Regions from separate parts of the Homo sapiens genome. Here region 1 is linked to region 2. A link is an interaction called in ENCODE POLR2A ChIA-PET data of the cell type or tissue named here. Cell type or tissue: Panc1. All regions are shown on one strand. Links, peaks and the distances in the headings refer to the core of each region. The heading gives the core; the rest is flanking DNA. Region 1 has its middle 18 kb from the start of CYB5R3. Region 2 overlaps POLDIP3 (DNA polymerase delta interacting protein 3).

Evidence for each region. ChIA-PET counts read pairs that join two places held together with the same protein. Peaks named below come from ENCODE experiments on the same cell type or tissue, not always from the same donor. Only the 100,000 strongest peaks of a DNase experiment are listed, where the experiment ranks them.
Region 1: POLR2A ChIA-PET joins it to region 2 with 8 read pairs; 14 of 35 experiments call an interaction of 5 or more read pairs at or near these places.

Annotation. Positions count from the first base shown.
Region 1 is chr22:42,664,723-42,670,204 of GRCh38, reverse strand. No RefSeq gene overlaps it. Among named protein-coding and RNA genes, the nearest start is that of CYB5R3, 18 kb to the right of the region's middle. In Panc1, for the core only: no CTCF peak of the experiment used is centred there; no DNase peak of the experiment used is centred there.
Region 2 is chr22:42,606,418-42,611,674 of GRCh38, reverse strand. All of the region lies in intron 1 of POLDIP3 (DNA polymerase delta interacting protein 3), which reads left to right. LOC124905127 (a long non-coding RNA gene) reads left to right here. Exons shown (of 2, transcript XR_007068118.1): 2 at 2,713-2,940. Among named protein-coding and RNA genes, the nearest start is that of POLDIP3, 5.8 kb to the left of the region's middle. In Panc1, for the core only: no CTCF peak of the experiment used is centred there; no DNase peak of the experiment used is centred there; H3K27ac peaks cover 689 bases.

The sequences.
Region 1 (5,482 bases), core at 281-5,280, 58 kb before region 2:
CTACTACACCCTCCTCACCCCCCTTCACTCCCACCCCCCAACTGCAAACCAAATTATCCATTAAAAGCCTAGCCTCTGAGTTCCTGGGGAGGCTGATCAGAGCAATCATAAACTCCTGTCCTTCCAGTTGGCCAGCCTTGCATTAATTAAACTTTCTCATCTTTTTTGGGGGGTGGGGTGGGGGTGGAGTCTTTCTCTGTCACCCAGGCTGGAGTGCAGTGGCACGATCTCGGCTCACTGCAACCTCCACCACCCAGTGATTCTCCTGCCTTAGCCTGCTGAGTAGCTGGGATTACAGGCACCTGCCACCATGCCCAGCTAATTTTTTTGTATTTTTAGTAGAGACGGGGTTTCACCATGTTGGTCAGGCTGGTCTTGAACTGCTGACCTCATGATCCACCCACTTTGGCCTCCCAATGTGCTGGGATTACAGGCGTGAGCCACCGCACCCGGCCAATTAAACTTTCTTTACTGCAACAATGCTGTCTCAGTGAATTGGGTTTATCTGTGCAGCGGACAAGACGAACTCCTCAGGCAATTTCACAAGCAGCTCCATGGATAGGTCCACACGGAGGGTAACAGTGGCTCCCAGCCACCCCGCAGTCTCCCAGGCAGGAGAATGAGCCATCTTGGAGGTGGGCCTTCCAGCCCAGTCAAGGTATCCCAGCTGATGCCACATGGAGCTAAGAGATGGCCCTGCTGAGCCCACAAAATTGCAATACTGTGGCCAGGTGCGGTGGCTCATGCCTGTAATCCCAGCACTTTGAGAGGCTGAGGTGGGAGGATCACTTGAGCCTAGGAGTTAGAGACTAGCCTGGGCAATACAGCAAGACACCATCTCTATTAAAAAATATATATAGGCCAGGCACGGTGGCTCATGCCTGTAATCCCAGCACTCTGGGAGGCCAAGGTGGGTGGATCACCTGAGGTTGGGAGTTCGAGACCAGTCTCCTAGCCAGGAGACCAACATGGAGAAACCCCGTCTCTACTAAAAATACAAAATTAGCCGAGAGTGGTGGCAGGCGCCTGTAATCCCAGCTACTGGGGAGGCTGAGACAGGAGAATCACTTGAACCCGGGAGGTAGAGGTTGCAGCGAGGTGAGATCATGCCACTACTCTCCAGCCTGGGCAACAAGAGCAAAACTCTGTCTCAAAAAAAAGAGAAAAAAAAAAAAGAAAAGGAAAGAAAAGAAAAGAAAAGAAAAAAATATATATATACACACACATATATAGCAATATTGTAAGCCAATGAACAACTATTGTTTTGAGCTACTGAATTTTGGGGTGGTTTGTTATGATCAATGACCGGAAGACAGTGTGACACGTAAAAGTAGGGTGGTACAGAAACAAAAAATACACCTGGCATTGGTTTGGGGACCAGAGAGTAGAAAGGACCTTGACAAAACTGTTAGTGAAAGCTTAAAGAACAGTGAGGAAATTACTTTTTTCTTTTTTTTTCTGAGATGGAGTTTCACTCTTGTCGTCCAGGCTGGAGTACAGTGGCACATCTTGACTCACTGCTCATTTGCCACCATGGCCGGCTAATTTTTTTGTATTTTTAGTAGAGACAGGGTTTCACCATTTTGGTCAGGCTAGTCCCGAACTTCTGACCTCAGGTGATCCACCTGCCTCGGCCTCCCAAATCACTGGGATTACAGGCATGAGCCACCACATCTGGCCCAATATAGAGTTTTTTTATTTTTATTTTTTTTATTTTTTGTTTTGTTTTGTTTTTGAGAGAGTGTCACTCTGTTGCCCAGGCTGGAGTGCAGTGGTGCGATCTCAGCTCACTGCAACCTCCACCTCCCGGGTTCAAGCAATTCTCCTGCCTCTGCCTCCTGAGTAGCTGAGATTACAGGCATGCACCACCATGTCCAGCTAATTTTTTTGTATTTTTAGTAGAGATGGAGTTTCACCATGTTGGTCAAGCTGGTCTCGAACTCCTGACCTCAGATGATCTGCCTGCCTCGGCCTCCCAGTGCTGGGATAACAGGCATGAGCCACAGCGCCCAGCCCAGGAAATTACTATTGGAAGCTGAAGAAAACAAGGCCCAGTTATGTAACCCAAGTGAGATATACTGGAACGCTTGTTTTAATCACCTCTCTTGACTTCATCAGTGCAGGAGGGATTCCTGACCTAGGATTATGGCAATGGCTGAACACAGGACACCCGAATCTGGACAGAAGAGATCCAGAGCAGTTTATGAGTCACATGTACTCACAGCTCAGGAGAGGAGGACACACTCTGCAGGGCCACACAGGGCTTGTGCCTGGTACCAGTGGACCACAAGAGGCTTTGTAGTATCAAGAGGGTAAGGGTGGCCGGGCGTGGTGGCTCATGCCTGTAATACGAGCACTTTGGGAGGCTGAGGTGAGTGGATCATTTGAGGTCAGGAGTTCAAGACTAGCCTGGCCAAACATGGTGAAACCCCATTTCTGGCCGGGCGTGGTGGCTCACACCTGTAATCCCAGCACTTTGGGAGGCTGAGCCGGGTGGATCACGAGGTCAGGAGATCGAGACCATCCTGGCTAACACGGTGAAACCCCGTCTCTACTAAATATACAAAAAATTAGCCGGGCGTGGTGGCGGGCACCGGTATTCCCAGCTACTTGGGAGGCTGAGGCAGGAGAATGGCGTGAACCCAGTAGGCGGAGATTGCAGTGAGCGGAGATCGCGCCACTGCATTCCGGCCTGGGCGGCAGAGTGAGACTCTGTCTCAAAAAAAAAAAAAAAAGAAACCTCATTTCTACTAAAATATAAAAATTAGCCGGGCATGGTGGTGAGTGCCTGTAATCCCAGTTACTTGAGAGGCTGAGGCAGGAGAATCACTTGAAACCTGGAAATGGAGGTTGCAGTGAGCCGAGATCGTGCCACTGCACTCCAGCCTGGGTGACACAGCGAGACTCATCTCAAAAAAAAAAAAAAAAAGTTGAGGTGTCCTCTGGTTTCGTGGTGTATGTGATTGGCTTGTTTTTATAATTCCATGGGCTGGCAGGGAACTGAAACCAGCTACTCAGGGGGAAGCAGGAATTGTACCCGGTCCACCTGATAAGGAGGATTGCTTGGCACTTGGCTAGAGTACGTTATGTTGAAATGTTGAAAATGCCAGCTATTTTCTTTCTTTTTTTTTTTGAGATGAAGTCTCACTCTTGTCCCCCAGGCTAGAGTGCGATGGCGCGATCTTGGCTCATTGCAACTTCTGCCTCCTGGGTTCAAGCGATTCTCCTGCCTCAGCCTCCTGAGTAGCTAGGATTACAGGCATCTGCCACCACCGGCTAATTTTTGTATCTTTAGTAAAGACGGGGTTTCACCATTTTGGCCAGGCTGGTCTTGAACTCCTGACCTCAGCCTCCCAAAGTGCTGGGATTACAGGCGTAAGCCACCGCGCCCGGCCAACCAGCTATTTTCTTTTAGCTGCTTATGATAAAATTCAAGATTATAATGAGTGAAAAAGGAAGGATTCAGGTCTCAGGTAGAATTACGAGGGCATATAAAGGAGCCAGGATTTGCTGGTTTCAAACATATAAACTATCATGTAATTTCTTTCTTTCTCTTTCTTTCTTTTTCTTTCTTTCTTTCCTTCTTTCTTTCTTTCTTTCCTTCCTTTTTTCCTTCTTTCCTTCTTTCCTTCTTCCTTTTTTTTTTTTCTGAGATAGGTTCCAGCTCTATCACCCAGGCTGGAGTGCAGTGGCACAATCTTGGCTCAGTGCAACCTCTGCCTCCCCGGCTCAAGCCATCCTCCCACCTCAGCCTCCTGAGTAGCTGGGACTACAGGTGCAAACTACCATGCCCGGCCAATTTTTGTATTTTTGGTAGAGATGGGGTTTCGCCCTGTTGCCCAGGCTGGTATCCAGCTCCTGGGTTCAAGCAATCCTCCCGCCTCAGCCTCCCAAAGTGCTAGGATTACGGGCGTGAGTCACTGCACCCCACCTAATTTCAGTTTTTGTTTGTTTGTTCCTTTTTTTTTTTTTTTTTGAGACCGAGTCTCGCTCTGTCGCCCAGGCTAGAGTGCAGTGGCGCGATCTCTGCTCACTGCATCCTCTGCCTCCCGGGTTCAAGCAATTCTCCTGCCTCAGCCTCCCAAGCAGCTGAGACAACAGGTGTGCACCACCATGCCTGGCTAATTTTTGTATTTTTAGTAGAGATGGGGTTTCACCATGTTGGCTAGACTGGTCTCGAACTCCTGACCTCAAGTGATCCACCTGCCTCAGTCTCCCAAAGTGCTGGGATTACAGGCGTGAGCCACTCTGCCTGGCCCTAATTTCATTTTTTAAGCAATGAGGTTAGTTTCTTTTATTATAAACTTAGCCTCGCAGTAAAAGATTTTAAAAAATATCTTGGCAGTTTTTGCGCCTAGGACAGAAACTGGCATGGTGCTTATCCACACTGACATCTGAATAAATGCGGTCTGAGACCTGTTCTTCTTCTATTTCTCAAGTTGCTGCCTGCAAACGGACAAGAATCTGTTACCTTGAAGAGAGCAAGAGCAGAGCATGTGACTCCAGCAAAAAGTAGGGCATCTGGGGAGCTGAGATGACTGAAAGCCACCAGGAAGGTACTTTCCAGGCAGTTAAATTTTTTCTTCTGGTATCCCCACTCTCCTCCATCAGCCACAGATTGCTCCCTAGAAGAGGTGATCTGTGATGCCAAGTCAGTGATGCTCAGGGCTGGGTACTATGATCTTCCTCCAGGTGTCAAGGAACTTGCAGGAAATCGTCAGGCCAATTCGGGCTGCCACGACGAAGCAAGTGAGGCTCATAAAAGTAGTCACCCAGCCAAGATTTGAACTGTGGTCTCTCTGAGGATAAACTCATGCTCTGTCAACTACATCAGGGGGTTTCAAGCTTTCTCCCAAAGGCCTTGCCCTGTGAATACCAGGAAACCCATAAAAGTCCCAGATCTCAGATGAGGATAGAAATACATGCCATCATTTGCATGTTACAATGCAAAACCTGTGGTACTCACCTGCTTCAGCAAGCAGGATGGTGTGTGGATGCCCTCAGACCACTCCAGTCTGACCTGGGTACGTCGGAGCAGCTGTGCTGGACCTCCACCCTACAGGCACTTTTGCAGTGTCATTCATTCAACCATTATTTATTGAGGGCCACCATGCTCCGGGCCCTGGCATGGTGGACTGTACGCAGGGAGGCAGCCTGGGCACAGGGAGGCAGCCTGTGTACAGGGAGGCAGCCTGGGTAGAGGGCGGCAGCCAGTGAGGCCAGACTGCCTGCATCTGCAGCACGTTCACCTGTGTGATGCTGAGTGTGTGAATTACTGGTCTGTTTTCTCTTCTGTGGGATGGCAGTAACATAGGCTTTCTCCTCCCAGGGTGGCCAGGAGAAATGGATGAGTTAAGGCACGTACACAGTGCCAGTCATATAGCAAGCAGTCTCATTTCTTTTTTCTTTTTCTTTTTTTTTTGAGACAGGGTCTGGCTCTGTCACCCAGACTGGAGTGCAGAGGTGCGATCTTGGCTCACTG
Region 2 (5,257 bases), core at 1-5,000:
TTGAATTCCTGACCTCAAACGATCCACCCGTCTCAGCCTCCCAAAGTGCCACCGTGCCTGGCCATACATGCTATTTTACATACTGCCTAGAAGAATCTGCGTACTTGGAACTTTGGTTTTAATGTTGCATGGATATTCCAGGAAGAATTTTGTTGTTTAAGAAAGCTTTTTTCCTCTTAGTAGAAATAGCCAAAGATCCAGCTTGTGGAAGTGTAAATAACCTCTTTCCCCACCACTCTGCTCACTTTGTTTCCTGTGATCCCAAGGATCACATTTGTGGAATGTGCTTGTTCTCAAAAGCAGCCATTCTGTTTTGTGTTCCTCACACCTTGTGAGTCAAGAAAAGGGTCATAGCTGGATGCAGTGGTTGCTCATGCCTGTAACTGCAGCTGTGTGGGAGGCTAAGGCAGGAGGATTGCCTGAGTTCAAGGCTGCAGTGAGCCATGCTTGCACCACTGCACCCCAGTCTGGTTGACGGAGCAAGACCTCATCTCTTTAAAAAAGAAAGAAAAAAGTCATTACCATTATTATTACCTAGGCCTCCAATTAATTATTAAAAGATTCCTTGACTAATGGGAAATGATTGAACCAGAAGAGGGTGGTTTTGAGTGATACCTTCCTCCATGGTGAGGTGCTATCTTTCCTCACCACAGCACATCTCCAGTGACTTTAGTTGTGAAAGATCCGTAGAGAGTCTCCTCAGGATAGCATTAGGTACCAGTTGCAGTGCTGGCCTGCCCCTCATGTTGGTTTTTTCCTTTATTTATTTGAGACAGGATCTTGCTCTGTCATCCAGGCTGGAGTGCAGTGGCAAGATCACAGCTCACTCCAACCTCTGCCTCCTGGGCTTAAGCAGTCTTCCTGCCTCAGCCTACCAGGTAGCTGGGACCACAGGCATATGCCATCATGCCTGGCTAATTATTTTTGTATTTTCTGTAGAGACAAGGTCTCGCCATGTTGCCCAGGCTGGTTTCGAACTCCTGGACTCAAGCAGTCCTCCTGCCTCTGCCTCACAAAGTGCTGGGGTTACAGGTGTGAGCCACTGTGCCCAGCAGTTTCTTCCTTTAGATATGAGGGCATCCCCAGTTAAGTCAGTTGACATGTCCGCTTTTGTTAGTTCGATGAGTTTAACCCTCAGCGGATAGCTTTCTGTCAGCTGCCTCCAAGCAGTTCAGTGTGGCAGCCTTGAATGTGCTGGAGGCTGGAGTTGAGCAGCTCTCTGGGCCAGACGCCTCATCTGGGGAGTCCTTGGAGCTGGAAGTGGGAGGTTGTTGGGGGACAGGGTGGATTGTAAACTTTGCAGTTCAGCCCAGGACTCTGGTCCTGGTACTGACTGCTTGTTTCCTTGTTGAAATAAGATAAAGGAAATAAAGACCTAAACACAAAAGGGAGGAAATGAGTTATTACATAACTCTAGGGAACGAATTATGTTTTAAAATGAAACATCTGCACAAGACTCTTGGGTAAGGGGATAGTATTTTATTTTATTTATTTATTTTTGAGACAGAGTTTTGCTCTTGCTGCCCAGGCTGGAGTGCAATGGCGCGATCTCAGCTCACCGAAACCTCCACCTCCTGGATTCAAACGATTCTCCTGCCTCAGCCTCCTGAGTAGCTGGGACTACAGGCATGGGCCACTACGCCCGGCTAATTTTTTGTATTTTTAGTAGAGACAGGGTTTCACCATGTTGGCCAGGCTGGTCTCAAACTCCTGACCTCAAGTGATCCGCCCATCTCAGCCTCCCAAAGTGCTTGGGATTACAGGCGTGAGCCACCTCGCCCAGCAGGGGATAGTATTTTAGTGTCTTGTTTTTCTTTGTGTCTCTTAAACACCTAATTCAGAGTTGACCCTCAGTCATAGTTAGAATTAAGCTGTTTTCTCTCTATAAAAATGACCTAAACACACACCTAAACGAACACCCCCTAACCCAGAAGCTTTTTTTGTTTGTTTTTATAAGACGGAATCTTGCTCTGTCACCCAGGCTGGAGTGCAGTGGTGCGATCTTGGCTCATGGCAACCTCTGCCTCCCATAACCCAGAGGATTTTAAACCCATGGGTTAAAATCTGCTTTATAATAATCCAGGGCCCCACTTCATGGGCCTGAATCTTTTGGACTGGACATCTGTCCAGAATGGGCTGTAGCCCTGCCCTCCCCAGACAGAGCCAGGAGGGTGAAATATTCCTATAGCCCAGACAGACCCTCCCTGGTCATCACACCTATGCCAGGTTCCCGTAGGGGGTATAGAGGAGAGAATTTGGGGTCCAGGGAACGTTTGCCTTCTCACCTGCCAGCAGCGCTCTTGCCAGGACCTCGCGGAATACCTGGTGAAGCCCTGGAAGCAGTTGCAGAGCTGTAGTTTCGGTGCGATGGAGGTGGGGCATTACGAGACTCAGTCAAAACCTTCCTCCTTCGCCCTCCCAAACATTTACTGAGGATAAAAGTGCAGGATGTGTTTTGGGAACGTCAGTAGTCACTGCAGTGGGGAGTAAGGCTGCAGCCATAAGCTGGAGCCAGAGCCGAGGCCCCCCCAGGGGTTGGGCTTTGTAAAGGAGCCCCCAGCAGTTCTAGAAGCGGGAGGGTAACATAATTGAGTCTGTGTTTTAGAGACCTACCCCTGGCAGGAGTGTTGATTTGAAAAATTTCCGATGACTAATGCCTGCCTGAAACCAGTACTGCTGCCTGCTGGGATGAATAGCTGTCTTTTCATGCAGGAAGAGCAGCTGTGATTATAAAAAGCCTGAACACTGAAGCCCCCTCAAGCTGTTCACGAAAGAAGTTGAAAGCACTGGTGGAACCAGGGAACTGAGTGCATCAGATTGAGGGAAATAGCTTACTCCCTCCCACCGTGAGGAGCTCCTACTACATCCTCAACTACCGTTAACTCCCACCCCTAAATGTGCCTTTTAGGCTGTTCAAATAGATAAAAATGCCAGCACAAAGCATCTTGGTGGTCCTTCCTGCCAGGCAGGCATTGTGGTATGCGAGTTCTCAGTGCGTGCACCACCCGCTCGCCTCGCTGCTTGTGCTCACCCTTTGGTCGCTAGAGAGTGCTCCGTATCCCTGGGCATGACCGGAGTCCTAAGATTTCTTCAGCCTGCGGACTGTTTATCCTTCCTTTATATATATGTATAAATTTTTAAGGGTTTAACAACATATTGAAACTGAAATACCAGACAATAATGATAAGGAAGATTGTTTCTTTTTGTTTTGGTGGTGGTGGTTTTTTTTTGTTTTGTTTTGTTTTGATTTTTGAGACAGGGTCTTGTTCTGTCTCCCAGGCTGGAGTCCAGTGGTGTGATCTTGGCTCACTGCAGCCTGGACCTCCTGGGCTTAGTTGATCCTCCTGCCTTGGCCTTCTGAGTAGCTGGGACTACAGATGTGCATCATCACTTGCAGCTAATTTTTTTTTGGGGGGGGGGGTAAGGTTATAGATTAACAGCATCCCAAGGCAGAAGAATTTTTCTTAGTACAGAACAAAATGAAGTCTCCCACGTCTACTTCTTTCTACACAGACACAGTAACAATCTGATCTCTCTTTTCCCCACATTTCCCCCTTTTCTATTCGACAAAACCGCCATCGTCTTCATGGCCCGTTCTCAATGAGCTGTTGGGTACACCTCCCAGACGGGGTGGCGGCCGGGCAGAGGGGCTCCTCACTTCCCAGACGGGGTGGTGGCTGGGTGGAGGCGCCCCCCACCTCCCGAACAGGGCGGCTGGCTGTGCGGGGGCTGCCCCCCACCTCCCTCCCAGACGGGGCGGCTGCCGGGCGGAGACGCTCCTCACTTCCCAGACGGGGCGGCTGCTGGGCGGAGGGGCTCCTCACTTCCCAGACGGGGTGGCCGGGCAGAGAAGCTCCTCACCTCCCAGACGGGGTGGCGGTCGGGCAGAGACACTCCTCAGTTCCCAGATGGGGTCGCGGCCGGGCAGAGGCGCTCCTCACATCCCAGACGGGGCAGCGGGGCAGAGGCTCTCCCCACATCTCAGACGATGGACGGCCGGGCCGAGACGCTCCTCACTTCCTAGATGGGATGGCGGCCGGGAAGAGGCGCTCCTCACTTCCCAGACTGGACGGCCGGGCAGAGGGGCTCCTCACATCCCAGACGATGGGCGGCCAGGCAGAGACGCTCCTCACTTCCCAGACGGGGTGGCAGCCGGGCAGAGGCTGCAATCTCGGCACTTTGGGAGGCCAAGGCAGGCGGCTGGGAGGTGGAGGTTGTAGCGAGCCGAGATCACTCCACTGCATTCCAGCCTGGGCAACGAGCACTGATTGAGCGAGACTCCGTCTGCAATCCCGGCACCTCGGGAGGCCGAGGCAGGCAGATCACTTGCGGTCGGGAGCTGGAGACCAGCCCGGCCAACACAGCGAAACCCCGTCTCCACCAAAAAATACAAAAACCAGTCAGGCATGGCGGTGCGCGCCTGCAATCCCAGGCACTCGGCAGGCTGAGGCAGGAGAATCAGGCAGGGAGGCTGCAGTGAGCCGAGATGGCGGCAGTACAGTCCAGCCTCGGCTCGGCATCAGAGGGAAACTGGGGAGAGGGGGAGGGGGAGGGAATTTTTTTTGTATCTTTTGTAGAGACAGGGTTTTGCCATGTTGCCCAGGCTGGTTTCGAACACCTGGGCTCAAGCGATCTGCCCGCCTTGGCCTCCCAAAGTGTTGGGATTACAGGCATGAGCTACTGCTCCTGGTGTTTTTTATTTTTTAGAAGTTTTTTTCTTAACTCTTCCAGCTCTGCTGTTTACTCTTGACCCATGCTTATTTAATTGATGCTTGAACCAGGTACAGTGAAGTTCAAGTCCATTCCTCACCCCTTAGTAGCTCTTGGGATAGTTAATCTCCTTGGTTCTGAGTTTCCTCATTTATAAGATGTGAACAATAACCTGATTCACGGGGTTGTAACATTTAAAGGACGTCTAAAGCTGGGCATGGTGGCTCCATACTTAGAAGGCTGAGGCAGGAGGTCAAGGCTGTAGTGAGCTATGATCACTGCACTCCATCCTGAGCAGCAGAATGAGATTCTGTCCTTTTAAATTTTTTAAAATATGTTTTTGAGACAGGGTCTTGCTCTGTTGTCCAGCCTGGAGGACAGTATCTCGATCCTGGCTCACGGCAACATTGCAGTCTGGGGCTCAGGTGGTCTTCCTGCTTCAGCCTGTGGAGTAGACTCATGCTGCCATGCCCAGATAATTTTCTGCTTTCATTTTTATAGAGATGGAGTCTCACTATATTGCCCAGGCTGGTCCTGAACTCCTGGG